Regions from separate parts of the Homo sapiens genome. Here regions 1 and 3 are each linked to region 2. Evidence: chromatin loops called from intact Hi-C (ENCODE). Cell type or tissue: K562. All regions are shown on one strand. Each heading gives the region's core, and the rest is flanking DNA. Links, peaks and the distances in the headings are about the cores only.

Region 1 (10,342 bases), core at 1,597-9,596, 700 kb after region 2:
CTATAGAGAAAATTATAATAAATTTAAAAATAGAAAATATGAACAAATAAGATATCCTAGGCCAGGCGTGGTGGCTCACGCCTGCAATCCCAGCACTTTGGGAGGCCGAGGCAGGCGGATCACCTGAGGTCGGAAATTCGAGACCAGCCTGGCCAACATGGTGAAACCCTGTCTCTACTAAAAATATAAAAATCAGCCAGGCATGGTGGCGGGTGCCTGTAATCCCAGCTACTCAGGAGGCTGAGGCAGGAGAATCACTTGAACCTGAGAGGCAGAGGTAGCAGTGAGCCAAGATCACGCCATTGCGGTCCAGCCTGGGCAACAACAATGAAACTCCATCAAAAAATAAATAAATTAATAAATAAAAATAAAAAATACCCCAACAAAGAGCAGGCATATTGGAATGGGAAAAACAAAAGACCTTCCAAAAATCATAAAGATAACCAACGACAGTTCAAAACTCATTAGGCTGGTTAAAATGTAGATTAAGGCCGAGTGCGTGGCTCACGCCTGTAATCCCAGCAGTTTGGGAGGCTGAGGCAGGCGGATCATGAGGTCAGGAGATTGAGACCATCCTGGCTAACACGGTGAAAGCCTGTCTCTACTAAAAATACAAAAACTTCGCCGGGCGTGGTGGCGGATGCCTGTAGTCCCAGCTACTCAGGAGGCTGTGGCAGGAGAATGGTGTGAACCCAGGAGACAGAGCTTGCAGTGAGCCAAGATCACGCCACTGCACTCCAGCCTGAGTGACAGAGCAAGACGCTGTCTCGAAAAAAAAAAAAAAAATAGATTAAACACAACTAAAAAGAAAATAATAAATCCAGCAGAGAGAGCTGAATAAATTATCATGGCATAAACTACCCAGAATGCAGTAGAGAGAGATAAAAACATGAAATGCTAGTTAAAACACAAAGACAAGGCCGGGCGCGGTGGCTCACGCCTGTAATCCCAGCACTTTGGGAGGCCGAAGCAGGCAGATCATGAGGTCAGGAGATCGCGATCATCCTGGCTAACATGGTGAAACCCCGTCTCTACTAAAAATACAAAAAATTAGCCGGGCGTGGTGGTGGGTGCTTGTAGTCCCAGCTACTTGGGAAGCTGAGGCAGGAGAATGGCATGAACCTGGGAGGTAGAGCTTACAGTAAGCCAAGATGGCGCTACTGCACTCCAGCCTGGGCGACGGAGCGAGACTCCATCTCTTAAAAAAAACAAAAACAAAAACAAAACACACACAAAGACAAAAAAACTAAAGTCTGTCTACTTGGAATTCTAGAAGAAGAGAACAGAAAGAATATAGATAAGATAGTATTTAAAGAGATAATGGTAGAAAAATTTCCAAAATTAAAATGCATGGAAGTTCAGATTCAGGAAACAAAGAATTCCAAGCCAAACAAAGCACATTTGAGGGCTTCTTAACAATGTGTTTCAAGGAGGAAAATTCCAAAAGGAAAGTCTGAGGTACAATAAAGAATGATGAAAAATGAAAATGGTATACATAAATGCCAGTCTAAATTAAAGAAAAGGGCTGGGCACAGTGGCTCACACCGGTAATTTGAGCACTTTGGGAGGCAGACGGACTACTTGAGCTCAGGAGATCGAGACCAGCCTGGGCAACATGGCGAAAGGCCGTCTTTACTAAAAATACAAAAAATTAGCCGGGCATGGTAGCACACGCCTGTAATTCCAACTACTGGGGAGGCTGAGGCACGAGAATCGCTTGAACCCGGGAAGCGAGGTTGCAGTGGGCCAAGATTGCACCACTGCACTCCAGTCTGGGTGACAGAGCAAGACTCCGTCCAGAAAAAAAAAAAAAAAAAAAAAAAAAAAAAGGTGAATAAAGACAACATTGATAGGGGTGAAACTAAGGGAAAAAAGAAAGGGGATGGTCATGGGACGCGCTCTAGCAGGGTGGCAATCTTTAGATGGTTATTAAGAAATGGGATGAAAAAAGTAGAAACTGATGGGTGTGAAGACAACAGTGACTCCATCTTGCATGCTAATCTACCATGTTCACTTTTGATTAACCTCAGTCCCACGAATGCCTGCTGATTTCTACTTTACTTGCTGTCCTTAGTGTAGGAACATGTACCCACTATAAATCCTGCCTTTAGAGCAAAGCAACCTTGATGTTATCACAAAAATTACAGGCTATGACACGCATAGCATTCTTGCCTGTTCTGGAGCTTGCCTTTGTCCCTACAGAGCATGTACATCCTTTCCCTATGACACTTAAGTCATGGGTCTGGGGACTAACGGTGCAGAGATCTACCTGTCTTGCTACTGCCCAAGACCATGCTTCCATCTCTAAGTTTCCCAATAAATCATCCTCTACTGACAATAAGTAAAAAAAACTGTAGAACCTCCACAAAATAGAGTAATAACACGTAGCTATAAAAAGAAATGAGGATTTCTATACATGAAGTAATGACTGGGGTATATCAATAAATTAAAGCACCAAAGTACATAACAGTATTTATAGTATGCTTTTTTTTTTTTTTTTTTTTGAGACGAAGTCTCACTCTGTTGCCCAGGCTAAAAATGCAGTGGTGCGATGGCTCACTGCAACCTCCGTGCCCCGCCGGGTTCAAGAAATTCTCGTGCCTCACCCTCCTGAGTAGCTGGGATTACAGGTGCCCACCACCACGCTCAGCTAATTTTTGTATTTTTAGTAGGGATGGTGTTTCACCATATTGGCCAGGCTGGTCTCAAACTCCTGACCTCAGGTGATCCACCCACCTTGGCCTCTCAGAGTGCTGGGATTACAGGTGTGAGCCACCACGCCCAGCCAGTACGCTATCTTTTGTGTTTATGTTGAGAGAATATAGGAGTAGATATATATTTGCTTGTATTTTAAAAAACTGGAAATAGTAAAACTAACAAAATGGTCACATAGAAAAAGGAAGGGAATAGGTTGAAAAGTATAAGAATGAAAGTGAGACTTCTATTAATGTACCTTATTAGTCTAGTTTGGACTGTCAAAGAATTTAAAAGTTTTACATAATTAAAAACAATAAATTGGCTGGGCATGGCGGCTAGAGCCTGTAATCCTGACACTTCGGGAGGCCAAGGCAGGAAGATCTCCTGAGCCAGGGAGTTCAAGACAACCCCGGGCAAAATAATGAGACAATATATTTAAAAAAAAAAAAAAAAAAAAAAAAAAAAAAAAAAAAAGGCTGGGCGCAGTGGCTCACGCCTGTAATCCCAGCACTTTGGGAGGCCAAGGCAGGTGGATCATGAGGTCAGGAGATCGAGACCAACCTGGCTAACATGGTGAAACCCCATCTCTACTAAAAATACAAAAAATTAGCCGGGCATGGTGGCGGGCGCCTATAGTGCCAGCTACTCAGGAGGCTGAGACAGGAGAATGGCGTGAACCCGGGAGGCAGAGCTTGCAGTGAGCTGAGATCACGCCACTGCACTCCAGCCTGGGCGACAGAGCAAGACTCCATCTGAAAAAAATAATAATAAAATAAAAATAAATAAAATAAAAAATAAAAAAAAATAGCCAGGTATGGTGGTACTTGCATGCCTGTAGGCCTAACTATTTGGGAGGCTGTGACAGGAGGATCCCTTGAGCCCAGGAGTTCAAGGCTGCACTGAGCTATGATCATGCCACTGCACTCCAGGCCGGGCAACAGAACAAGATATTGTTTCTAAAACAAACAAATGAAAACAATGAATCAAAAGAAAAAACGAGGACAATCCCTAAAAATCTGAGGAAATGAAATAAATGAACTCAACTGTATAACATGTTAAGGGCATAGCCACAAAGAGAAATGAATTACCTCAGATGTCTTTAAAACAAGATTTTGACTGATCATATCTAGAGTGATATATTTTAAGGATATAAAGTACAAAAAAACCTGTATTCAGTAGTCTTAATGTTATTAATAGTATGAATAAAATAGTATGAGTTAATAGTATGAATAAAAGAATAATCATGTTAATATCCTTAGGAACCAAATTTTCAGAAGAAAAGAGATATAAATATAAACCCTGTGGTTTTCAATTTGAACAATATGAACTTACATATTTCCTGTCTCTGTTTATGACAAACTATATAGCAATAATCACCCCTAGAACCTAGCTAGACTCTGCTGCTTAAATGTCATCCCTGTTCAAAGCAATCAAGCCTTGCCAGGCAAGGAGTGGAAAACCTGTAGTCCCAGCTACTCAGAAGGCTGAAGCAGGAAGATCACTTGAGCCCAGGAGTTCCAGGCTGTAGTGCACCATGATCGCATCTGTGAATAGCCACTGCACTCCAGCCTGAGCAACATGGCAAGAACCTATCTCTTAAGGGGGGAAAAAGAAGGGCCAAGGCTCATTGAAGAAATGCCTAGTTCCTACTCTGGAATAGAAACCTGGAAAAAAAACTGTGCCAGAAAGCAAGGAAGTTTCCTCTCTATCAAAGAATAATAACACAGTCAATTCAAAAAAACAAGCCTATCTAAAGATGCTCCCCACTGGCCTAAAATGGGATAATCTGAGATCAAAGTAATACTGAATAGGCTGAAATACAAAAAAAAAATAATAATATCCATATTCATGATATGTCATGAAAATTACAGATCACTACTAAAAATGGTTAGGACACCAACTCATTACTCTGAAAACTGATAAAGAAGACTAATTATAGACTTACCCTGCCTTTCCTATATATAGTTCAGGGTAACCAAATGGTTCATGAAGGATGTTCCTGTTTATAGAATTCCAGTTAATAAAAGTAAAAGGAATAATGGAATGAAAAAAATCATCATTTTGTAACCCCTAATGAAATAGTGGTTCTAGGCAATGATCATCAAAGGCTGCCAAAACCAGTAGATAAAACTTAAGGAGAACTTTATATGGAGGGATCAGGCTCTCATCACCTGAACCTCACTCATCAATCAGCATCATAAAAAGTGGGACAGGACATTAGGTGTTGGTTCACGCAGTTCAAAAGAAAGTTCATAGCGCCACCTATGGAGTTAATTTTAAAATTTAACTCGAATCTAATCAAGCCACAAGCTCTAACCAGTGTGTAGGAAACATAGGCATTAAAGGAACATGTTAACCACCAAAGTAGTCAACTCCAGAATGTGGAACATTCCACATAACATATGACTAGGTTTCCCCAGCTAACCAATGTCATAAAGAGAAAGAAAAAAAAGGAAAAGGGAATAAAAGGGACTTAACAGACATAATTTAAAAAAATACAACTGTAAAACAACAACTTTGAGATCACCAGAGAAATAATATTGACTGGGTATTAAATTATATTAAGGAAATACTGTCGATTTGTTAAGCAGGGAGATAGTAAGTGGTTATGTTACTTTTTTAAAAAGACCAGCTGGGCGCAGGTGACTTATACCTATAGTCCCAGCTACTTGGGAGGCTAAGGCAGGAGGAACACTTGAGCCCAAGAGTTCAAGGCTGCAGTGAGCTATAATGGTACCACTGCACTCTAGCCTGAGCAATAAAGTGAGACCCTGTCTCTAAAAAAAAATTAAAAATAAATTACAAAGACCTACTTGAGGCCAGGAATTCAAGACCAGACTGGGCAACACAGCAATAGCACATCTCTGCAAAAAATTTAAAAATCAGCCAGGTGTGGTGGCACGCACCTATAGTCCCAGCTGTTCAGGAGGCTAAGGCAGCAGGATGGCTTGAGTCCAAAAGTTCAAGGCTGCAGTGAGCTATGATCATGCCAATGCACTCCAGCCTGGCTGATAGAGTGAAATCTTGCCTCAAAAAAATAAATTTTAATAAAGACCTGATCAGTTAGATATGCATGTTGAATTATTTATGGATAAAATGACATGATGTCTAGGATTTGCTCTTAAAATACTCCAACAAAAATGACAGAAAGAAAGGGTGGAAGGAGTAGATAAACCAAGAATGACAAAATGTTTAAAACGTCTGGAGCTTGGTGATGGCATAGGTTCATTATGTTATTACCTTTATTTTTGTGTATGTGTGACATTTGATATTTTCCATAATAAAAGAAATTTTATAAATAATGGAAAAAGGAGAAAGTCATGTCCTACAGGGCTCTTTTTATGCTGTTACACAGAAAATCACATAGTTCCCTTTCTGACACTATAAAAAAAAAATGACAGGTATGTGAAAAAACAACAACAAGCCTACACAAGAAAATATGACTTCTCCAACAACATTTCTCTCAGAATATACAGTTCTGAGACTAAGTCAATATTATACTAGTATAATATTGTATTTGACCAGAAACTACTGGTCAAAGACAGACTAGCCTACATTTTCTCTGATAAAACACATAAAACTGTATATATTTATTAAGTGTCCGATAACATCACAAAGAAAACTGGTAGAGAAACAAACACAACAGTGGTTTCTTTAATAAATTTTGATTGAATACACTTCAAAGAGTCACTAAAATGCCCAGAACCGGACTTAGCTATAACCTATCCAATGGTGGTCACATATGTTTTTAAAAAGATGCTAACAGAAAAGGCATTTATGAGAAATAAATCAAAAGGAAGTAAAGTTATGGGCACGTTTTGCTAGTGATCAGACATTTGCAGACTACAGAAAAGCATGCCCTGGTCTGACAATGAGCTGTTGAATTCCAGTATCAAACAGAGTCCAAGCTTGGAGGTGTATGCACTGGAGGATCACATGACCCAATATAATCAAATATTCAAATCATACAATCATCTCCATTCACTTTTTTTTTCTGGCCCCATTAGTCACTTACAGGCAGTAACTGATTATCAGTATACTCCTAAAATGAAGATGAAGACCCACGTTTTGATGTTTTTCCCTTAAATAATTCTCTATCCCGCCTTCCACTCTAGGAAAGGATACTATCTTAGTGCATTTATGCTCCCATAACAAAATACCAAGGACTGGATAATTTATAAAAAAACAAATTTATTTTCTCACAGTTCTAGAGGCTGGGTAGTCCAAGATTCAAAGCACCAGCGGGTTCAATTGTCTAGTGAGGGCTGCTCTCCACTTCCAAGATGGCACCTTGTTGCTGCATCCTCCAGAGGGGAAGAATGCTATGTCCTCACATGGTGAAGGCTGAAGGGCAAGAGAGCTAGTGGCTGCATAAAGCCTCTTTCATAAGGGCCTTAAATCCCATTCCTGTAGGCCCCACCTCTTAATACCATCACACTGGCCATGAAGTTTCACCACCTAAATTTTGGATGGACATAGTCCAACAACAGCAGATGCTAAGAAACTAACTTCTTAATAGTTTAACATGAGTTAGTTCCAGAAACTAAAGATGCATATTAAATTTTGACAATGCTATTATTTTTTCGGTTACGAGAACTAGTAAACTGAGAAGATGAGCTCATAATGCAGCAATTATAAATGTTTCTCTTAGGGACATGCAAAACACATAAGATGACAGTATGCCATTAATCCACGCAGATAGCACCAATAATTTTTTTTACATGACTTGATATTCTGGCAACATTATTTGAACATGCATGGCAGAGATAGTAGAAGATTTTTAGCTATTCTGCTTTGGTAAAGTATTTCTGCTTGTCTTACTTACTGATCTATTAACAATATTAAAGGCAGACTGCCTGGGAATCTGATTTTAAAATAAATCAAAAGTAATGCAGCATTTGAAAAGGAAGGCTGTTTCCAAAGTAGAGAACATGAGAAGAAAAAGTAGGCAAGAAAACAAAGAAGAAAATGAAATAAGGAAAGTGGTATGGGCAGAAAAAGACTGTAAAAAGCTTCATATAAAAAGCAAACCGAGTTTGATGAGAAACAAGAATAAGTTGTAAATTCCTTTGGTTCAAAGGAAGAGGCATGGATGACTGACATGAACATACCAAATTGAATATAATAAACCAAATTGAAAGTAAACTAACACTAAAGAGTCTTTTAATTTATTGTCACAATAGAAACTATAATATCAGGCCAGGTACAGTGGCTCTTGCCTGTAACCCCACCACTTTGGGAGGCTGCGGGGTGCGGGGGGGTGGATTGCTTGAGCTCAGGAGTTCGAAACCAGCCTGGATAACATGGCAAAACCCTGTCTCTACAAAAAATACAAAAATTAGCTGCTTGTGGTGGCACATGCCTGTAGTCCTGGCTACTTGGGAGACTGAGGTAGGAGGATCACCTTAGCTTGGGAGGTTGAGGCTGTAGTGAGCTGTGATTGTGCCACTGCACTCCAGCCTGGGTTGATAGCAGAGTGAGATCCTGTCTCAAAAAAATAAAGAAAATAAAGAAAATAAACTATAATATCATAGGCACTATAGGAAAAACATTATTTAGAAATACATTTTTAGCTAGACATAGTGGCTCATGCCTTTAATTCCAGCAGTTCGGGAGGCTGAGGTGGACGGAACACTTGAGGTCAAGAGCTGAAAACCAGCCTGGCTGACACGGTGAAACCTCATCTCTACTAAAAATAACAAAATTAGCTGGACATGGTGGTGGGCACCTGTAATCCCAGCTACTTGGGAGGCTGAGGCAAGAGAATCGCTTGAACCCAGGAGGCAGAGGTTGCAGTGAGCCGAGCTGCGCCACTGCACTCCAGCCTGGGTAACAGAGTGAGACTCCATGTCAAAAAAGAAAAAGAAATCGATTTTTATGGTTCATCCGTTAAACTGAGAGAGACATCATCCGTTAAACTGAGAGAGACACGTAATCCAAAAATTCTTGCACTTCACAAGAACACTTAATGGATCAAAACTTAATTTGTAAGGGATAATTATGTTTAAAATGCACACACTTAGAAGTTAATGTCCCACCTCTGAGGCAGTGTGGTACACTGATAGCTGAGTGAGCTCCAGAGATGTCTGGAGAATCTACTGTTTGCTATAGTTACCTTATTAACTTACCAAGACAGTGATGCAAGTGACCAGAAGGGTGAACATTCAACTTCCACATGAAGCAAATTGAATTTTGTACATATGACATTTTCTATTACTGACCCCCACCCCCTAAAAAAAATCACAGCTTAAAAAAAAGCATGATATCTTTGGCAGATATGGATCTATTCAACAAATCAGGGTTGGGAACAAACAATCTGAAAACTGAAGGAAGTCCTTAAGAACTATAAGGACAACACTGATGTCAAAATGCATGTAACCTATCAGATTTTTCATTAAAATACCAACAAAGCATTTCAAAAGATAGGCCCAAAGAGGCAAAAGAAACAGATGAAACTAATCAAGGAGTGATGTGGCATCAATATAAATTCACTAAGCATTTCTCTGACTTTTTTGTTTGAAGAAAATTTAAAATACATGCATCCTTCCTCCCTCACCCCCACCATTTCACACCCAGATTGCTAAAATTTTTAAAGTCTGACAAAACCAAGAGCTGGCAAGGATATGAAGAAATGGGAACTCTCATACAATGCTGGTGACAGTATAAATACATGCTCTGGAAAGCAATCTGGCCACATCTGGTAAGTATGATGAAAAACCAAATACCCTATGATTTCTTATACCCTAAGAGAAAGCCTTGCACGTGAGTACATGGCCACAAAAAGAAATCAACAAAGATGTATCAAACTTCATTTGATAAAGCAAAAAATTGGACAAAATCTAAATGTACATCCATCCACAGAAGAATGAATAAATAATGTTATACAATACCACATTAGCAGTTAGATGAATCTGATCAACACAGATAAATTTACTGAAAATATTAGGTTAAAAAAAGGTTGTAGAAAGATACATAGAGTATGATGTACTATTGACATAAAATTTAAAAACACAATACAATGGAAAATATATATGATAAAGTATAAAAAGATGACAGGATACGCACCAAGTTCAGAATAGTCATTACCTCTAAACAAGGGAAGGTGCACAAGAAGCCTTCGAACACATTTGTGATATTTGACTATTAACAACAGAAAATAATCTGGGTTGGGGGAGCCTAAAAACTCTTATGCTAGTATTCATGCTATTATTTTTACCACTTATAGGGTATAATGTGATTAGGAAATTTCAGTTATTCTACTTATAAGGAATTTGCCTGAAAGAAAAGTCAATAAGAACTAGCCCAAAACTGTGATAAAAGAGGAAAAAAGTCAACAAGGAGATAAAAAGCACCTGAGAAAGAATGAATATTGCCCCTAAGACTAAACACAGTGAAATCAGGGTTAAATAATATTCAGGACCATTTTGATGGGAATATAATCATTTTTTAAACAAAACACATATAGTAATCTAAATAACATTTATTACCCACCACCACACATTTGGGAGGCTGAGGTGGGATGTTTTCTTTTTTGCTTTTTGTTTTTTGAGATAGGGGTCTCACTCTGTTGCCCAGGTTGGAGTGTAGTGGCGTGATCACAGCTCACTGCAGCCTTGAACTCCTGGGCTCAAGTGATCCTCCCGTG
Region 2 (10,153 bases), core at 2,154-10,153:
ACAAAGTCCTATTTAAATTGTGGGTCAGTGCTTTGGCTTGATTGGCAGGGTCCAGATCAGTAACGATGTGGAGAAGCGGGCTGCTTGTGGTAGGGGCCCTTTATGCCTTATTTTTGCATTCTTCTCCTTGCCCCCCTCTGCTGCTCATCTTGGTCCCTAAGCTGTTTCTTTCTTTTTCTTTTTTTTTTTTTTTGAGACAAAGTCTTGCTCCATCGCCCAGGCTGGAGTGCAGTGGCGCGATCTTGGCTCACTGCAACCTCTGCCTCCCAGGTTCAAGCAATTCTCCTGTCTCAGCCTCCCGAGTAGCTGGGACTACAGCCACATGCCACCAAGCCTGGCTAATTTTTGTATTTTTAGTAGAGATGGGGTTTCACCTTGTTGGTCAGGCTGGTCTGGAACTCCTGACCTCAGGTGATCTGCCCGCCTCGGCCTCCCAAATTGCTGGGATTACAAGCATAAGCCACCGTGCCCGGCCACTGTTTCCTTTTGCTTTTTTTTTTTTTTTTTTTTTTGAGATGGATTCTCACTCTGTTGCCCAGACTGAAGTGCAGTGGCATGATCTCAGCTCACTGCAACCTCTGCCTCCCAGGTTCAAGCGATTCTCATGCCTCAGCCTCCTGAGTAGCTCAGATTATAGGCATGCATCTCCATGCCTGGATAATTTTTGTATTTTCACAAAATACAAAAAGTGGAGATTAACAAAATGCAAAAAGTAGGGGTTTTACCATGTTGGCCAGGCTGGTCTCGAACTCCTAACTTCCAGTAATATGCCCAGCTCAGCCTCCCAAAGTGCTGGGATTATAGGTGTGAGCCGCCACACAGGGCCTCCCTAAGCTGTTTGTTTTCAGAAAGGCTGTGCTGTTTCAGAAGGGATTATGAACTGACCCTGAAGGCTGGTCTAAGGAGCCCCTGCCTTTCTTACAAATCTGAGTCACACTGGATGTCTTGCTTTTGGTCCTGAGGCTAATTTGACTTTTTATTTGTCCCTCTCAGTCCAAAGGCCAGGAAAGAGAGACACCCCGCCTTGCTCAGGTCATGTTAAACATTATAGTCCCTGGTCTTGGAGCTGGTATGCTAGGGATGACTTGGGAACACTCTCTCCTTGATGATCTTTGAAATCAAGATGTCATGATTTTGATCTAAGGGAAAAAACTGGAAACATCCATTCTGACTAGCTGGGATCATTGTATCTGTGGGTGGATGGGGCTTAAAAAGAGAGACAAAGCCTGGGCGCCGTGGCTTATGCTTGTAATCTTAGCACGTTGGGAGGCAAAGGTGGGCAAATCACTTGAGATCAGGAGTTCAAGACCACCCTGGCCAACATGGTGAAACACTGTCTCTACTAAAACTACAAAAATTAGCTGGGCATGGTGGTTCAACCCTGTAATCCCAGCTACTTGAGAGACTGAGGCACGAGAATTGCTTGAACCTGGGAGGCAGAGGTTGCATTGAGCCGAGGTGGCACCACTGCTTTCAAGCCTCGGCAACAAATGGAAGAGACAGTCTCCAAAACAAAACAAAACAAAACAAAACAAAAAACCAAAACTTTTCATTGCCACCTTCACAGATATCCAGAAGTCACTGGAAAAAGGAATCTACCAATGAATCTCAGCATCTCCTCATTTTGCTCCTAGACCTAAAACCACCTTTGTATTGGGTGACCACCAGCCTCTAGATTTCTCTCCTCTGGGGATACCAAGAATTCACAATCTGCCTTTAACATGCTTGTATTTCCCATTGTACCTTCCCCATCTTTACTGAGCCAATGCTTCACCTCACTCGTATCTATATGCCTGTTGGCTTTAATTCTTTCCTATCTGTCCAAATCTAATTTATTCTTTAGGGCTTGGCTTAAACCCTATCTCCTCTGTGTGAGAGAGAATTTAATGGTCATATGTCTACATGGAAAGCCAGGCACTGTGCAGAGATTTAGGGATTCAGAGATGCACCATGAATAAGGACAGAACCTGCCATCAGGGAGCTCACAGTCTAGTAAGGGAAACAGATTGGAAAGAATGACAGGGTACTATGGTAAGGACAATGGGACTGTGTAAACTCCAGCAGCTCAGAAGACACAGTTATCAGTTATGTGTGTAGCACTGGGAAGGTTTCCTGTGGGAGATGACATCTGAGCCAGGGTCTGAGGCTGAGAAAGGGGCTTCTTCAGGAACTCCCCCTGCTTTGAACTCCCATAGCACTTATTAAGCCCAGACCCTCCATGGACTCCCACTTTCACTGCCTTTGCTTGCAAGTTTACTTACATTCTGTCTCCAGCTAAACCAATTTGGAGATCTTGCCCGTGTTCCCCATGGTCTGAGCACAGGGCCCTGATACCTAATAGAGGCTCATACATATTTGTTAAATGAATAGAATAAGTTAATCCCACAGACAGGTTTTTCTCTCCTCACATATTTTATCCAGAGCTTCCCTGAGCAAGTCAGGGGGCTAGATTCCTTCCTAAGGCTTCAGGAAGAATGGCCAAGTCGTGGAATATGCCCCACTTCATGGCCTTTGCTCTTTTACTCCCTGGCTCCCCAGTGTCTCTTTCTGCCTCCAAATGTGACCCTGCAAGGCCTCTTTATAAAAAAAAAAAAACAACTCCAGGCTCCAAAATCTCTCCCTCAATAAACTACCCTTTTGACTAAGCTATGGTATATAATGGAATACCATGCAGCTGTGGGGATGGCTGAGAATGAGACCTCAACGTAGACACCTTTTTTTTTGAGACAGGGTCTCATTCTGTTGTCCACGCTGGAGTGCAGTAGCACAATCAAGGCTCACTAAAGCCTCAACCTCCCCAGGCTCAAGCGATCCTCCCACCTCAGCCTCCGAAGTAGCTGGGATCACAGGCACATGCTACCATGCCCAGTTATTTTTTCGTATTTTTAGTAGAGATGGGGTTTTGTCATGTTGCCCAGGCTGGTCTTGAACTCGTGAGCTCAAGCGATCCTTCCTCCTTGATCTCCAGAAATGCTGGGATAACAGACATGAGCCTCCGCACTCAGTGGATGATTCTGGAATCAAATACCGGTGGATTCCCAATATTTGATTCTGGAACTATGTGGATGTTTACCTGTTTAAAAACTGTATTAAAAACTGTAAACAAAAAAACAACCAAGGTAAACCTCACATTGAAGATGATGAAAATAATTCACCCAAGACTGAATAACTGATAGGTAATTGGATTTTCACTTTGAGCTTCAATAAATTATTTGTTGAATGAACATGTGAATATTCCCCCACTGCACCTCTGGACCCCCACTTTAGTCCCTTGCTCTCTCCTCCTCCCTGGAGAAGCCTTCTACACCTAGGGAGAGCCAGAGGCTGGACACTGGAGAGATAAGGGCACAGGCCAACCACAGCCCTCTGTACTGACCCTGGTCTGTCTCCTGGATATCCCATCAAGTACAGGCTTTTTGGTTAAAGTCCTTGCACTTTGATGATTTCTATTTCCAGTTTCCCTTGGGGGAAGAGATGGAGCTGGTATTAATATTTTACAGTTGGGAAAATGATCTGGATATTTCATGTGTTCATGGTCAGTTGACCTTGAAATTGAAGGAACCCAGGTTTTGGGGTTTCTTTTTGAGATGGAGTCTCGCTCTGTCACCCAGGCTGGAGTGCAGTGGCGCAATCTCGGCTCACTGCAATCTCCGCCTTCCGAGTTCAAGCAATTCTTCTGTCTCACCCTCCCAAGTAGCTGGGATTACAGGCTCCCGCCACGATGCCTGGCTAATTTTTGTATTTTTAGTAGAGACGGGGTTTCGCTATGTTGGCCAGGCTGGTTTTGAACTCCTGACCTCAGGTGATCCGCCCGCCTTAGCCTCCCAAAGTGCTGGGATTACAGACATGAGCCACCAAACCTAGCCGCTTTCAGCATTTTAAAACTGATTATAAATCTCCAGCCTGGATCACATGCCAACCTGGATGCAGGCAAAGCCATCATTTTAAAAATCAAAGCTCATTATGTCATTTTCCTGCTTAAAGCCCTTCGGTGGCTTCTAATTATCATTAAGATAAAAGTCCAAACTCCTCATTGGGGATTATAGGGCCCTACAGAATCTGATCCGTTTTTTTTTTTTTCTCCCTCATATAAAGCCATCTGGGTTTGGTACTTTTTGTTGTAAGTAGATTTCTAACTACTGATTCAATTTATTAAGTCTGTTTAGATTTTGTTGCCTTGTGTTTTTTTGGTAAATTATATTTTCTAGGAAACAATCAATTTCAAATTTATTGGTATAAAGTTCATAGTATTATTACTTTTTTTTTTTTTTTGAGATGGAGTCTCACTCTGTCGCCAGGCTGGAGTGCAGTGGCACAATCTTGGCTCACTGCAACCTCTGCCTCCCAGGTTCAAGCACTTCTCCTGCCTCAGCCTCCTGAGTAGCTGAGACTACAGGCGCATGCCACCATACCTGGCTAATTTTTAGTACAGACGGGGTTTCACCATGTTGGCCAGGATGGTCTCGATCTCTTGACCTTGTGATCTGCCCGCCTCAGCCTCCCAAAGTGCTGGGATTACAGGCGTGAGCCACCGCGCCCGTCCACTTTTTTAAATAAACAAAACCAAGCCACTTCCTCTGCAAGCCTGCCTTGAACTCCCAAGTCTGCATTAGATGGCCTTTGAGACAGGGTCTTGCTCTGTCACCCTGGCTGGTGTGCAGTGGTGTAATCTTGGCTCACTGCAGCCTCAACCTCCTTGGCTCAAGCAATCTTCCTGTCTTAGCCTCCTGAGTAGCTGGGACTACAGGCGTGTGCCACCATGCCTGGCTAATTTTTTTTTTTTTTTTTGTTTAGAGACAGGGGTCTCACTGTGTTGCCCAGGCTGGTCTTGAATTCCTGACCTCAGGTGATCTGCCCGCCTTGGCCTCCCAAAGTGCTGGGGTTATAGGTGTGAGCCACTGCGCCTGGCTCCTGCTCTTCTAAGTGTTCTTGTAGCAGCCTGTACTTAACTTTATGGCTTATTTTCTGTTTTCCTCACTAGAATGCAAACTCCTTGAAAACCTTGCTTAGTGCTTGGGTCCATGGTAGGCGATCAGTAGAGTTGTAGAATGAAGAGAGTGAATTATACCTTCTTAATTCCTAGGAAGAATTCCCATTCTTAGGACACAGAGAACAAACAATACATCATGGGCATAAATAGCTCTTTTCCTTTGCGCAATTACATTCAGATCCCTAGTATCACTCTTTTTTCTTTTTTTGAGATTGCTCTGTCGCCAGGCTGGAATGCAGTGGCGTGATCTCGGTTCACTGCAACCTCCACCTCCCGGGTTCAAGCAATTCTCCTGACTCAGCCTCCCGAGTAGCTGGGATTACAGGCATGTGCCACCATGCCCGGCAAATTTTTGTTGTATTTTTAGTAGAGTTTAGTAGAGTCTGTGCTAATCTGTGCTAGCCAGGATGGTCCCGATCTCCTGACCTTGTGATTTGCCCACCTCGGCCTCCCAACAGTGTCACTCTTTATGGTTATGATCCGTCTCTGGCCGTTCATTCCACTCCACTCCATGCGACTCAGGTCCCTGGGGAGGCCTATTTTCTGGAGTAGGGCTGGGTCTAGGCTGGAATCGCGCAGCCTCCCCTTCTCTGGCTCTGGGCCAATGAGCCCTTGCACGGAGCCTTCTTGCCAGCAGGTGGCACTTGAAGCCTGAAAGCTAAACCAGACCCTGTCTCCTCCTCCTTCCTGTTCCGTTTCTTGAGAGAGCACATAACCCTGCTTGGGCTGTGCTAAGGCTTGCAGTCAGATGCCCTCGCCACGGGGCTTGACTCCTGGCTCCCAAGCTGCCGTGCCTGCTTCCTTGCCTGGATGCAGTCATTGCCTGGACCTCTCCTTTGCCTTAAGAGTCCAACAGGGTTATAGAGCATATGCTCTAGCCAGAACTAAAACTAGGTGGGGCACTTAACGATTGTGTACTCACATTCTTTGTTTTTGAGACAGGGTCTCACTCTGTCGCCCAAGCTGGAGTGCAGTGGTGTGATTTCAGCTCACTGCAACTTCTGCCTCCAGGTTCAAGTGATCCTCCCACCTCAGCCGCTGGGACTACAGGTGTGTGCCACCACACTCGGCCAATTTTTATAATCTTTAGTAGAGATGGGGTTTTGCTGTGTCGCCTCAAATTCCTGGGCTCAAGCGATCCTCCCACCTCGGCCTCCTATAGTGCTGGGATTACAGATGTGAGCCACCATGCTGGATGAGCTGAGTCTTGGAGGAGGGGAGGCTTATTCTATCTAGGTTAGAAGAAACAATCTGAATAAAAACCGAAGCAGAAATCAACCCTGTGTGTTCCCATATGCTCCCCAGCTCATCAAAAACTCTGCCTACTAAAATCGTCTCAGGCTGCTCACATGTCACCTTGCCTGAGGACTTTTTCCTTGGGGGACCTTGGTCTCTTCTGGGTCTTAGCTTGTACCTCTCACCTGCACATTTAACCTATTGTGCCAAAGTGCGGCTGTCATGTCTTCTTGAGCACCTGGACCACCCTCTGCTTCCTCAGGCACTCCTAGGAGCTGGTGGAGTTCATTTGGAATTCCATGTACCTGTGATAGGTACCCTTGACCCTGGGTTTCAAGATGTTGCATGTGAGATCCTGACCCTCTCCTGCCATGCTCCAGCTTTCAGCTTTAGCGAGCCCAGGCCAATCAGCAGATCTCTTGTAGGGAAATGAATGTCCCACAAAGGCCGTGAATGAGACTCCTCTTTCAGGCTGGAGAAAGGAGGGTCAAAGGAAAGAGTGATTTTAGGATTCGGGGACAAATTTAAGAAAAGCTCACATTTTGCTTATGCCCCAGGCCTGGAGCAATGAGAAGAGCAAAGCCTTTGCTTTGATACCAGGGACACCCCAAGAGGGGAAAGGTGGCAGACAGATGATAAGATAGGAGAGTGGCCAACTCCTTTGAGAGATAATCTGATATCCCAGAAAGGATGTTAAAAGTGAGGTTGTGGCCTGGTGTGGTGGCTCACACGTGTAATCCCAGCACTTTGGGAGGCCGAGGTGGGCAGAACACTTGAGGTCAGGAGTTTTGAGACCAGCTTGGCCAACATGGTGAAACCCTATCTCTCCTAAAAATACAAAAGTTAGCCGGGTGTGGTGGTGCACAGTGGTAGTCCTAGCTACTCAGGAGGCCGAGGCAGGAGAATCACTTGAATTTAGGAGGCAGAGGTTGCAGTGAGTGAGTCAAGATCGTGCCTTGGTAACAGAGTGAGCAAGACTCTGTCTCAAAAAAAAAAAAAAAAAAAAAAAAGGAGGTTCTTAAACTGCTCTGTAAATGCTGGGGTTAGTACCTTCCCAGTGGAGCCACAGGTGCAGAGCCAGGCCTCTGTTCTTCTCTGGCTGACAAGCACTCCCTACTAACACATTCAGAGCAGCCGCCTCACAGGAAGGGCCGAGTTTTCGGTATGGTGGTTCTATGATGTTGGCCGTGCCAAGGAGACATGCCAGGAAGCGCTACCTGGAGGTTCTGGGGGCTGCAGGCATTTTGGAGGAAAGCTGAAGCAGAGGCTTTGGGACCTGGAAGAAACCTCAAGGCTCCTTTAGCCCATCCCTAGCTGTCATTTTATAGATGAGGAAACAGGTGGGAAATGACTTGCTCAAGACCACACTGAGTTAGTGGCAAAATTGGGTCCACCATACAACACTGGTTGTTATGGTTCTTTTTTTTTTTTTTTTTTTTTTTGAGGCAGAGTCTCACTCTGTCGCCAGGCTGGAGTGCAATGGCGCGATCTTGGCTCACTGCAACCTCCGCCTCCCAGGTCCAAGTGATTCTCCTGCCTCAGCCTCCTGAGTAGCTGGGATTACAGGCACATGCCACCATGCCTGGCTTTTTAGTAGAGACAGGGTTTTACCATGTTGGTCAGGCTGGTCTTAAACTCCTGACCTCATGATCTGCCAGCCTCAGCCTCCCCAAGTGCTGGGATTACAGGCATGAGCCACTGTGCCAGGCCGGTTGTTATGGTTCTTAAAACTTAGGTCCTTATGGTGAAATGCATAGGGTAACGTGGCAAAACTCGTCTCTACAAAAAATACAAAAATTAGCCAGGTGTGGTCGCGTGCACCTATAGTCCCAGCTGCTCAGGAGGCCGAGGTGGGAGGATGGCTTGAGCCTGGGAGGCAGAGGTTGTGGTGAGCCAGGATTGCGCCACTGCATTCCAGCCTGGGTTGCAGAGCGAGACCCTGTCTCAAAACAAAAGCAAAACCAAAAAACCCCACACAACTTAGGTCCACCATACTAGATGATTCCTCACATACTCCCCATCTTAGTTCTTTACTGTGGGGCATGAATAAGCAAGGACTGTGTACCTTGGCCCAGAATGAAATGCTAACCAAACTGTGCGGGGACAATGCCACCACTAACCTCCAAAAGCCCTCACTTTTTGTCTGTGCCTAAAGCTGCTCTTCATCAGAAAGAACCAGACTCTGGTAGAAAGAAAACAGGTCTGCTTCCAGCAAGATCTCAAATCCAGTGGGGACATAAAATGAAAAGGGCCTAGAGGACCCTAAAATAAAGGAGACAGGGAACTTTGGGGATGTTTATTGCAAATGGTTATAATTTAAGTGATATTTACAATTGTTTAAGACAGAGGGCAAACAGGCTCTGAGCCAGGCCTCAGCTTTAGAGGCCCATCCTGGAGAGGAAATGGCACTTGCAGGGAACATGAGCTCAATCACTATTGCTCACTAAGCACAGGGTCACACTGGAGTCATCTTAGGGAGGCTGCGAGGAAGAAAAGGGAGTGCACAGAGCCATGAAGCAACTACTTTAAATTCTGAATCTTGCTGTGTTCCCACTGAGCATGCTGCCTTCCTAGAGCAGGCCTTGGAGCCATCCCAGGGACTAACACAGATCCTTCCTGGGGCGCAGGCTTCTCACACTAGCGTAGGGTGCCTAGGTCATCCTCATCATTGTTTATCATCACAGACTTCTTTCTGCCTGCCAGATATCTTCCCTACTTGTGGCTTTAAAACACCAGCAGGAGGGAAGTCAAGGAATGTTCTTGTTAGTATAAATCCATAGCAAAAACGATTTGAGAACTGGATGCTTCCCAGGGTTGGCAGGTGTGTGGATGGTTCCCTGAATTCTTTATCCACAGGATGCTTGAATGGGTGGTGCTGTTGAGGCTGACAAATGTCTGAGCTTTACAGACTTGTTCATGTTTTTGAGAACCTATGGGGATACTCATTGGGCAGAATCAGAGCCCAGCAGAACACGGGGACGGGGAAGGGTAAAGAGGGGAAACCGACAGAGTCCTGAGGTCATCCCGGGAGGAAGGGGGACTACTTCCAGAAGCAGCAGCACAAAGGGCTCTGCCGAGACTCTGCGGAGGGGGTCCAGGGTACTGGGGGTGGAGGGGTCCCCTCTTGCAGTGTGGGGTTACTGTTTGGGTAAAGCGAAGTCCCAGGCAGTTTCCTGTGCACATTTCCACATGGCCTGCATGAGGCGAGTGAAACCCATGTCTTTGGGCTTTTCCAGGCCTCTCATCAGCCGTTGCTTCATGATGGAAACAAATTCCTTATTGCTCAGTTCGCCATTGCCTAGAGGAAGAGGCAAAAACAACAGGGATAAGTGTTGGCCTTGGAACAACACCACTGATATAATTCCATTGTCCACACAAAGTGGATTTCAAAGCCCAGACATTCTCCACAGCCAAACTCAATTCTCTTATCCTAGAATTCATTAGTTTATTCCTTCCTCGATATTTCCAACTGCAACTCAGTGACAGTTCAGTGTAGTGTGACAAAAGTTGAATGAAAATACAGTATATGCCAGGTCTTGTGCCAGGTGTTTAGAACAAGGAGATAAATGAGCTTTGTGCTTTGTCCCTGGAAATACTTCCAGGCTGTAGGAGAGACAAATTATTATACCACAGTGTGGGGTAAACGGAGGATGCTATGGGGGGCACAGAGGAAGAATCTCCCACCCTGGCTGAGGGTAATGCAAATACAGATAGTAAAGGCTTCCTGGAAGTGACTCCTGAGTAGAATCTCACAGGATTAGCAGCAATTGGCCAAGTTAAGGGGAGATGAGGGAGGCATTCCAGGGAGGAGAAGCAGCATAAGCATGAGTACAGGCAGGATACAGCGTGGCTGCCAGGGAACTGCAAGTAGGCAGTTAGGTATTGCTGGACACTAAAGAAGCAGGTGCATGGGAAGTAAACTAAGGA
Region 3 (10,342 bases), core at 1,421-9,420, 790 kb after region 2:
GATATGCTCAAAGTTTTGAGATTTCAGAATTTTCAGATTTGGGATGCTCAAGTAGTAAGTTTAATGCAAATATTCCAAAATCCAAATAAATCTGAAATCTGAAATACTTCTAGTCCCAAGCATTTCAGATAAGGAATATTCAATCTATATTAACATGCTATGAAGAAACAGAATATTTCCTTTTTTTTCTAGAGAACAATTAAAATAATGTTTCATTCACTGAGCACTGAGAAATGTAAAAAGAAAAAAATAATAATGTTTCAACTCGGTTTCCAGTAAGAGAAACTAAATGACCAAGATAGAAATCTCACCGATGTCATTATTCGTGTTTCAGGCAAGAATGTCTTGAAAACACGACAAGCTCGCAGGTCAATAGGGTCTCGTAGGTAAAATGCCTGGACTGCTGCAGCCACCAATCTGGGGCGCTGCTTTAGCACTGCCACAATGCCAGCTGGAAGGAAGCAGTGTGCTCGATGAAGTGAGGCCTGAATTTTTTCTGGGTACCTGGGACAGGTAACATAATTACTTTCATTTTACAGTATATAAATACCTATAATTCTTATACCATTCACATTCTTTTTGACATCTCTTTGTTCATCAAGAGCAGTACGTAGAGAGTGACAAGAGAGATGAAAAAAGATACTGTATATACACTTAAGAATATACGAGAGAGGGAAAGAAAAAAGTAGGAAGAAATGGAAAATAAAGAAAAGGGATTATTGTAGCTCTATAAAAACAAAACAACTTTGGGAGGCTGAGGCGGGTGGATCACGAGGTCAGGAGATTGAGGCCATCCTGGCTAACACGGTAAAACCCCATCTCTACTAAAAATACAAAAAATTAGCTGGGCGTGGTGGCATACGCCTGTAGTCCCAGCTACTCGGGAGGCTGACATAGGAGAATCGCTTGAACCCGGGAGGCAGAGGTTGCAGTGAGCCGAGATCACGCCACTGCACTCCAGCCTGGGCGACAAGAGCAAAACTCCATCTCAAAAACAAAACAAAACAAAAATACCTATTATACTTTGGAATAAAGATAAAATCAGAGTTTATTCTTCTAAAAGAATGGTACAAAGTATGCTGAAGCTAAAAGAGATTTTTATTTTTTATTTATTATTATTTTTGAGACGGAGTCTCGCTCTGTCGCCAGGCTGGAGTGCAGTGGTGCAACCTCGGCTCACTGTAACCTCCACCTCCCTGCAACCTCCACCTCCCAGGTTCAAGTGATTTTCCTGCGCTCAGTCTCCCAAGCAGCTGGGACTACAGGGGCCTGCCACCACGCCCGGCTAATTTTTTGTATTTTCAGTAGAGACGGGGTTTCACCATGTTGGTCAGGATGGTCTCGATCTCTTGACCTTGTGATCCACCCGCCCTGGCCTCCCAAAGTGCTGGGATTACAGGCGTGAGCCACCGCGCCCGGCCAAAAATATTTTTAATATTGTTAATACCTGAATGGTGCTTAATATTTAATAGGCACCCAAATTTGAATGGATGAACGAATATGTAATTAGGCTAAGACCTTTCTTTTCTGAATAAAAGCTAAAGTTTTATTCAGAAACTGAATTCTGACATAGGTCAAAGAATCCCATATACAGACCCAGAACAACAGAAAAAACCTGAGCACCTTGTTTGTGCTCCATTAGGTTTCTACTTTTTTTTTTTTTTTTTTTTTTGAGATGGAGTTTCCTACTGTCGCCCAGGCTGGAGTGCAGTGGCGTGATCTCAGCTCACTGCAACCTCCGCCTCCCGGGTTCAAGCGATTCTCCTTGCCTCAGCCTCCAAAGTAGCTGAGATTACAGGCACCTGCCACCACGCCCTGCTATTTTGTTTTTGTATTTTTAGTAGAGATGGGATTTCACTATGTTGGCCAGGCTGGTCTTGAACTCCTGACCTCATGATCCGCCCCCTGCTCAGCCTCCCAAAGTGCTGGGATTACAGGTGTGAGCCATCGCTCCAGGCCCATGAAGTTTCTATTTTTAAAGGTCTCAAATTTTTTACCCATGGATATAGCTAATACTTAGCCACAATATCTAAGGTAAATAAATGCAAAAATATTGGGACAAGATTGTAACACTTCTGAATGGGAATTTAAAGATGTATCTGTTTCCTGATTTTAAAATCTGTAAGTTTAATTTACTAGTCTATTTCATAAAGAGGAATGAAGACAAAATGAAAATTAGCATTAATCTAGGTGAAAGGTATTTTATAGTCAAAGAAAGACTGATCAACTCCAACAGAGCTTTAAGGAAAACAAACAAAAATCAAAGAAAGACTGAACTACACGAAACCAAAAGGTTCCTTAATTAGCAATGAAAGTGATATTTTTCTTACCCTCTGATGCGCCTATTCACAGCAGCTCGTATAGATTCTGAAGCAAGTATTTTTTCTGAATGTGCTGTGATTATATTCAATGCTTGTGGAATTGTTGGGGGTGTGGTGGGTAACCAAGATTCTGCTCCAGATTTTCTTGGTGCAGGGATAATACACAATTCCCCATGGCAGAAAAATACCTGCAAACGGTACATTTCAATTTTCACAGTGGGCACTGGCAAACTGCAGGTACATATGAATGTAATGCAGCATGATTTCATCTCTATAAATTTTCTAAACTTGGGTATACTTACCCTATTGGTGCTATTTTCAGGATCCAGCCATTTAGGGAGAAAGTCAGCAGCTTCTATTAACAAGAATTCACCATCATTGTCTTCAATCCTAATGCAAGAAAATTTCCAATTTTGCATTCAAAAAGCATATATCTGCTAGTAACCAAAACAGTTTCATTCTAATACATTTTCCTCTTCATCTTAGTAAATATTTGAGTATGTACTATGTGCAGATGGCTATAAGAAAGCAAAATATTTAAGATAACATTAAGCACTGAAGGAGACTGTAAGATTGTAAGGAGGAGTTGAAGGTAGATATGATAAGGAGAGAAGATAAGCAATTTACATAAAGAAATATTAGACAAAAATATGAAAATATACGAAAGTACTATAGGGTTCCAAAAGAAAAAAAAGAAACACATAGCTGAGATTAGAAAAGCCTTCATGTAGGAGGTGTTATTTGGGCCTGAAAAGATAATTATTTCTGCCTCATTTGCATCACTTTTTTTTTTTTTATTTTGGAGACGGAGTCTCGCTCTGTCACTCAGGCTAGAGTGCAGTGGTATGATCTCGGCTCACTGCAACCTCCACCTCTTGTTTTCAGGCAATTATCCTGCCTCAGCCTCCTGAGTAGTTGGGATTACAAGTGCCCGCCATCATGCCCAGCTAATTTTTGTATTTTTAGTAGAGACAGGGTTTCGCCATGTTGCCCAGGCTGGTCTCGAACTCCTGACCTCAAGTGATCCGCTCACCTCAGCCTCCCAAAGTGCTAGGATTACAGGTGTGAGCCACCACGCCCGGCCCGTATCACTTTTTTAAATTTAATTTTTTAAAATAGGTTATACATTCACATGGTTACATTTTTTAAAAAAATGTATTAAAAGTTACATGGCCAGGTGCAGTGGCTCACGCCTGTAATCCCAGCACTTTGGGAGGCCGAGGTGGGCGGATCACCTGAGGTCAGGAGCTCAAGACCAGCCTGACCAACATGGAGAAACCCCGTCTCTACTAAAAATACAAAAAAAATCAGCCAGGCGTGGTGGCCCATGCCTGTAATCCCAGCTACTCGGGAGGCTGAGGTAGGAGAATTGCTTGAACCTGGGAGGCAGAGGTTGCGGTGAGCCGAGATCGCACCATTGCATTCCAGCCTGGGCAACAAGAGCGAAACTCCATCTCAAAAAAAAAAAAAGTTACAAAATAAAAAAGTCTCCCTCCTACTTTTGTCCCTATCTGCTCAACCCTACATGCATCACTGCTGTTTCTTGTATATCCTTCTAGAGTTTGCTTACACATAATCTAACTATAGAAATATATACTTGTATTTTCTCCCTTTTTTACACAAGACATGGCATATTTTATATACTGTTATATATCGTTCTAGCTCTATACTTCTATTTTTATTATTTTATTTTATTTTATTTTATTTTATTTTTGAGACAGAGTCTCACTCTGTCGCACAGGCTGGAATGTAGTGGTGCAATCACACTCACTGCAACCTCTACCTCCTGGGCTCAAGTGATTCTCCTGCCTCAGCCTCCCGAGTAGCTGGGACCACAGGCATGGGCCACCACACATGGCTAATTTTTGTATTTTTAGTAGAGATGGGGTTTCACCATGTTGGCCAGGCTCGTCTCGAACTTCTGACCTCATGTGATGCTTCCGCTTCGACTTCCCAAAGCGTTGGGATTACAGATGTGAGCCACCGCCCCAGGCCTACAATGTATTGTGTTCTTGAAACTTGCTAAGGCAGTAGATTTTAAATGTTCGCACCACACACAAAAAAATAAGTATGTGAAGTAATGTACGTTATGAGCTCAATTCAGCCATCCTACAATATATATGTATTTCAAGACAACATGTTATACATAATAAATATATAAAATTTTTATTTATCAATTTTAAAAATAGGCTGGGCGCAGTGGCTCACACCTGTAATCCCAGCACTTTGGGAGGCTGAGGCAGGTGGATCACTTGAGGTCAGGAGTTTGAGACCAGCCTGGCCAACATGGTGAAACCTTGTCTCTACAAAAAATACAAAAATTAGCCAGGTGTGGTGGTGCACGCCCATAGCCCCAGCTACTCAGGAGGATGAGGTAAGAGAATTGCTTGAGCCCGGGAGGCAGAGGTTGCAGTGAGCCGAGATTGTTCCACTGCAGTCCAGTCTGGGCAAGAGAGTGAGAGCCTGTCTCAAAAAAATAAAATAAAATAAAATAGAGCACAGTGGCATGTGCCTGTAGTACCAGCTGCTTGGGAGACTGAGGCAGGAGGATGGCTTGAGCCCAGGAGTTCAAGTCCCGCCTGGGCAAAATAGTAAGACCCCGTCTTTAAAAAACTAAATAAATAATAAATAAATTTAAAACATTTAAAAATTTTAAATAAATTTATTTAAAGATAAAAATAAAATGAGTTATCGCTTAGATTTACATCCTGAAATATTTAAGGATCAAATGACAGCTACAGATGAAATAATAATGACCATGAGTTGGTAATTGTTGAAGCTGGATAATGGGAACATGTGGGTTCATTCTTTCTACTTTAATGTATGTTTAAAATTTAAATAATAAGTTTTCAAAGGTTTTTTTCTCCCTTCTATTTTGTTCTGTTGGGAAAGAGGTTGAGTGGGTAAAAAAAGATCAGAATTTGGGTGCTGACTAGGAAAACTAGGACAAAATATAAGTGGGCGGAACGCCCTCTGCTGGCAATACGTGGTTAATTACAGAAAACCCAGGTCCCATTTTTAACGTAATGTTACCTACTTTGCTTCCTATACAATTGTGTTCACTGACTTCTCTTTAAATTGTTTCTGTGTATGATTTCTCAAAAAATATAGCTATGGTCTAGTACAGGAATACATATTTAAAAATACGTGAAATATGTGTGTATGTGTATGAATGGAATTTTATTTTTCAAAGATCCACAAGGAATTTAATGGTGATTACTTCTGGGAAGCAAGAGCAGTAGAAACCTTTGTATCTTTTGAATTTTGTTTACCACATGTATTTGTTTTTTCATAATTAGAACTTTAAAAAGAAAACCTAAAATAAGTAGGTTTTATTTGAAATCTTTTGGAAGTTGAACTCTTTGACAGTACTTTAATTTTTTTTTTTTTTTTTTTTGAGACAGTTTCACTCTTGTTGCCCAGGCTGGAGTGCAATGGCGCGATCTCGGCTCACCGCAACCTCCGCCTCCCAGGTTCAAGCAATTCTCCTGCCTCAGCCTCCCGAGTAGCTGTGATTACAGGCATGTACCACCATGCCTGGCTAATTTTGTATTTTTAGTAGAGACAGGGTTTCTCCATGTTGAGGCTGGTCTCGAACTCCTGACCTCAAATGATCCGCCTGCCTCGGCCTCCCAAAGTGCTGGGATTACAGGTGTGAGCCACCGCGCCTGGCCGTGTACTTTAATTCTTTCTCAAGAAAAGGAAGCCACAAGAGAAGAGAAAGAAAACACAGATATGGCTGGGCGCGGTGGCTTACGCCTGTATTCCCAGCACTTTGGGAGGCCAAGGTGGGTGGATCACCTGAGGTCAGGAGCTCCAGAGACTAGCCTAGCCAACATGGTGAACCCTTGTCTCTACTAAAAATACAAAATTAGCCAGGCGTGGTGGTGCACGCCTGTAATCCCAGCTACTTGGGAGGCTGAGGCAGGAGAATCGCTTGAACCCGGAAGGTGAAGATTGCAGTGAGCCAAGATCACACCACTGCACTCCAGCCTGGGTGACAAAGCAAGACTGTCTCAAAAAAAAAAAAAAAGAGCACAGATACTATTAAAATCTGTACAATTTCCAGCAGACTACAGGAGAAAAATAAATTACTAAATAGATAAAAATGTAGTCACTTTGTTTCAGTAATAGAATTCCTTTAGAATAATTAAAATAACTACAATACCTTGCTACTAACTCTGGAAATTCCTTTGTGATCTGCTTTATTACATAAACAATAAACCATTCATCCTCAATGTTATCCCCAAACTTTGTCACGCCAAACATATGAGCAGGAACACCTCCTAAAAACAAGAGAAAAGCAACCATGTAACCAGATAAATTTGTTACTGCAAATAAAATGCACATAATCATTCAACTGAATACACATTCATTGACTGATTGCTCTAAGTACTGGGGAGCAGGGGTTGCAATCCTGAAGAAGAAGCCTACTCCTGAGGAGCTCAGGGTAAAACAAGACAACCAAATGATCTCAAAACAAGATAATGAACTCTAGAACAGGAGTGTGCAGTAACGGCTATGTGAGTATAAAGGAGGGGATATCTGTGCTATGCTTGCCTGGAGGAATGACAAGAGGTGAGCTTTCCAGAAAAATGGAAAAGTATGTGCAAAGGCACAGAGGCATGATGTATAGAGTATGTATGTATAGAGTATTCTGGGAATACCAGGACGCTAGATTTGGATGGAGCAGAAGTTTTCAAACATGTGCACTATTCACAAACACATGGAAACTAAACAACAACACACTCTTGGAATAAATCACAGGGAAATTAGAAAATATCTTGGGACAAATGAAAATGAATGCACATCATACCAAAACTTAAGGAATTCAGTGAAAGCAGTGCTAAAAAGGAAGTTTGTAGTTGTGAAAGATCTCAAATCAACAACCTATACCTCAAAAAAAAAAAACAAAAACTAAACCCAAACCTAGCATAAGGAAGGAAATAATAAACATTACAGCAGAGAGAAATATAGAGACCAGAAAAAATAATAGAAAAACAAAACAGCTGAGTTGGGTTTTTTTTAAAAGATTGACAAACTATTAACTTGATTAACCAGGAATAAGAGCAAATACTCAAATAACTAAAATCGGAAATGAAAGAGGGGACAGTACAACTTATGTCATAGAAATAAGAAGGATAAGAGAATTCTATGAACAATGGTATACCAGTAAGTTGGATAACCTATAAGAAATTGACAAATTCCTAGAAACACAACCTGTCAAGACTGGATCATGAGAAATACAAAAATCTGAACAGATCTATAACTAGTAAGGAGATTGAATCAATAATCCAAAAGCTCCTAACAAAGAAAAGCTGGCTTCACCGGGGAATTCTTCCAAACATTTAAAGAATTTGACACCAATCCTCCTCAAAATCTTCCAAAAAAATAAAAGGGAGGGAATTCCCAAATTCCTTCTGAGGCCAGCATTACCCTAATACCAAAGCCAGACAAAGACAATATGAGAAAGCTGTAGATCAATATCCCTGATGAGTATCAATGCAGAAATCCTTAACAAAATATCAGCAATCTGAATTCAACAACACATTAAATAGATTATTCACCACGACCAAGCGAGATTTATTCCTGGGATGCAAGGATGGTTCAACACACGAAAATCAATGTACAGTTAATATCCCACATTAACAGAATGAAGGTCAAACAAGTGCATTACAGAGTGTCTCAAGAGCTGCCATGGCAAACAATAGGTAGAAGAACAGCCCAACCAACTCTTCTTCTCCCCACCCCAGATCTCAAGTTTCTTCAACTAGAGAACTCCAATTAAAGTAACTATTTTTGTCTATATTAGACTTTGATTTAAATTTCATCTTGAAGCAATGGGAACTACTGAAGGATATTAAGCAGGAGAGTGACACAATCAAATTTGTGTTTTACAAACATAACCAGCAACAGTGTTAGGAACTAGAAAGACAGGAACCAGAGAGGTAAGTTAGGAGGCTGTTGTTGTTTTCCAGATGTAGAGATAAAGAGGGTCTACACTGAAGCCAAATAGATGTAGAGAAGGGGTCATATTTTAGAAGCATTCAGGATTTAGCATCTGACTGAACATGGTGAAGTGAGGAACTGATTATGATTTTGAATTACTGACTAGCTTGGATAACTGGGTGGATGGCAATGCCATTAAACAAGATAAGAAAACAGTAAAAATGGTTTTCTAGAGGATGGATAAAGGGTTGGTTTTAGATGTGCTACACCAATGTGACAGTGTTCTTGCCAATAAATATCATATGTATTTCAATGAATAAGAGTTCAATAAAATTAACAGTAAGATATGTAGCAATTGTTGCCAAAAGATAACAGATACGCACTAAACTGAGAGTATCACAGTGATGTATACTTGTGATGTATACATGGGGGGTATATCTTGTGATGGTATCACAAGATGCCAGGCTCCTGATCCCAAATAAGACCTCACATAAGTCACTGTGTAAGGAGAGACTTGGTCACCTACCCATGATTTATTTTCATAAAACTATAAGAAATGATAGAACTGTAATGTGACCAGTTCCCCACCAGACTACTTAAGGGTATATGTCTGCTGCTTAAACTTCAAAGGCCAGCTGGCAAGCCAAAGCCATCATGCCTAGCAGAGGAGCAGGTCCTGAGAACCCAAACATTGCAGGGCATAGCTGGGAACATACCAAGGAAAACAGTGTCATTGCATATACGCAGTAGGCAAAGAGCCAAAAAATTAGCTTACTAGCAACTTAAATATGGGAGGTGGGGTGGATTTCTAGAGCTGTCCTGATGCTGCCCAGGAGTGTCTTGTCTGTAAGTCCTAATAAACTCATCTACTTGCCAAGATAGACCTGTCCGAGTCATTCTTTGGTCTCTCCGCTCCCTCCTAGTTTAATCCTGGGTTTTTCTCATAACAGGACAGAGTGCCATATTTTGCCAGAGGTCAGATCTCAAGCACCAACAACACAGGGAAGCAATGAAGAAACCTCAAAATGCTTGTAAGTGGCAAATATTAGTCATAAAGCCCAATTATTTATCTTTATAAGCTGGGCAGAGCCACTCAGATCCTCACCAAAATGGCTATATGAAACAAGGCAGCCTACCAAACACATCACCAAAATAAGGAATCCTGAGTAACAGCAAAAGGAACCATGATTAAAGCCAGATGCCTGAAACTATTTAGTATAGATACTTAGATACATTATGGCATAGTGTAGTAACTAAAGTTCAAAAGAATAGCCATGAGTTTAATAATGTTTAGTATATGCTAATTCCTAAGGCAAATTTAGAAAGTTTTCATTAATATGATTTTTTTTAAAAAAAAGCTTTAAGGCTAACTGAATATAGACAAGTATTACTCATCTAAAAAGTTTAGTGTATTAATCTCTTCCTGGCAACACTGAATGAAGCGTGGACTATTACACATCACTGTTGTCAGGATAACATTAAAAGTCACACTAATCCAAACAAGTAAAAGAGCCTTACCTTTCCCAGGTTTATATTTAAGATTGAAAGGCTGATTCTGCCAGATGTAGGGGACCAGCATAGGTGCAAACCGAGTGATTATTCTCTCAATGTACTTCTGAAGAATCTCTTTATGTTTATCTGAGTCCCTTGACTCATCTGGTATCAGGAACAGGCAGTACTCCACTGTGTCTTCCATCGTAGCAAGCTTCATGGTTTCTTCCATTCTTCTTTGAAAACTATGTTTAAAGTTCCAAAATATAAACCACATAGAACAATGCAGAAGTAACATCTGAACTCTTTTAGATGGTTCTATGAACACTGTTTTCTAAAATTTAGTTAGGCCGGGCACAGTGGTTCATGCATGTAATCCTATCACTTTGGGAGGCCGAGACAGGCAGATCACTGGAGGTCAGGAGTTTGAGACCAGCCTGGCCAACATGGTGAAACCCCGTCTCTACTAAAAATACAAAATACTAAAAATACAAAAATTAGCTGGGTGTGGTGGCATGCACCTGTGATCCTAGCTACTTGGGAGGCTAAAGCAGGAGAATCACTTGAACCTAGGAGGCAGA

The links. Hi-C counts contacts between places; a loop is a spot of excess contacts. Peaks named below come from ENCODE experiments on the same cell type or tissue, not always from the same donor. Only the 100,000 strongest peaks of a DNase experiment are listed, where the experiment ranks them.
Region 1: a loop joins it to region 2, with 10 times the contacts of the local background. A loop is called at or near these places in 43 of 110 quality-filtered maps.
Region 3: a loop joins it to region 2, with 8 times the contacts of the local background. A loop is called at or near these places in 34 of 110 quality-filtered maps.

What each region holds. Positions count from the first base shown.
Region 1 is chr10:73,056,291-73,066,632 of GRCh38, forward strand. All of the region lies in intron 5 of P4HA1 (prolyl 4-hydroxylase subunit alpha 1), which reads right to left. Among named protein-coding and RNA genes, the nearest start is that of P4HA1, 35 kb to the right of the region's middle. In K562, for the core only: a CTCF peak has its summit at 4,955; a DNase peak (open chromatin) is centred at 4,951.
Region 2 is chr10:72,358,832-72,368,984 of GRCh38, forward strand. MICU1 (mitochondrial calcium uptake 1) reads right to left here. Exons shown (of 12, transcript NM_001195518.2): 12 at 8,509-9,524. The coding sequence ends at 9,364. Among named protein-coding and RNA genes, the nearest start is that of DNAJB12, 9.0 kb to the left of the region's middle. In K562, for the core only: a CTCF peak has its summit at 5,624 (motif pointing right); a DNase peak (open chromatin) is centred at 5,630.
Region 3 is chr10:73,153,945-73,164,286 of GRCh38, forward strand. ECD (ecdysoneless cell cycle regulator) reads right to left here. Exons shown (of 14, transcript NM_007265.3): 2 at 9,789-10,006; 3 at 6,490-6,607; 4 at 2,624-2,711; 5 at 2,331-2,509; 6 at 312-504. The coding sequence starts at 9,993. Among named protein-coding and RNA genes, the nearest start is that of ECD, 8.9 kb to the right of the region's middle. In K562, for the core only: a CTCF peak has its summit at 5,305 (motif pointing left); a DNase peak (open chromatin) is centred at 5,317.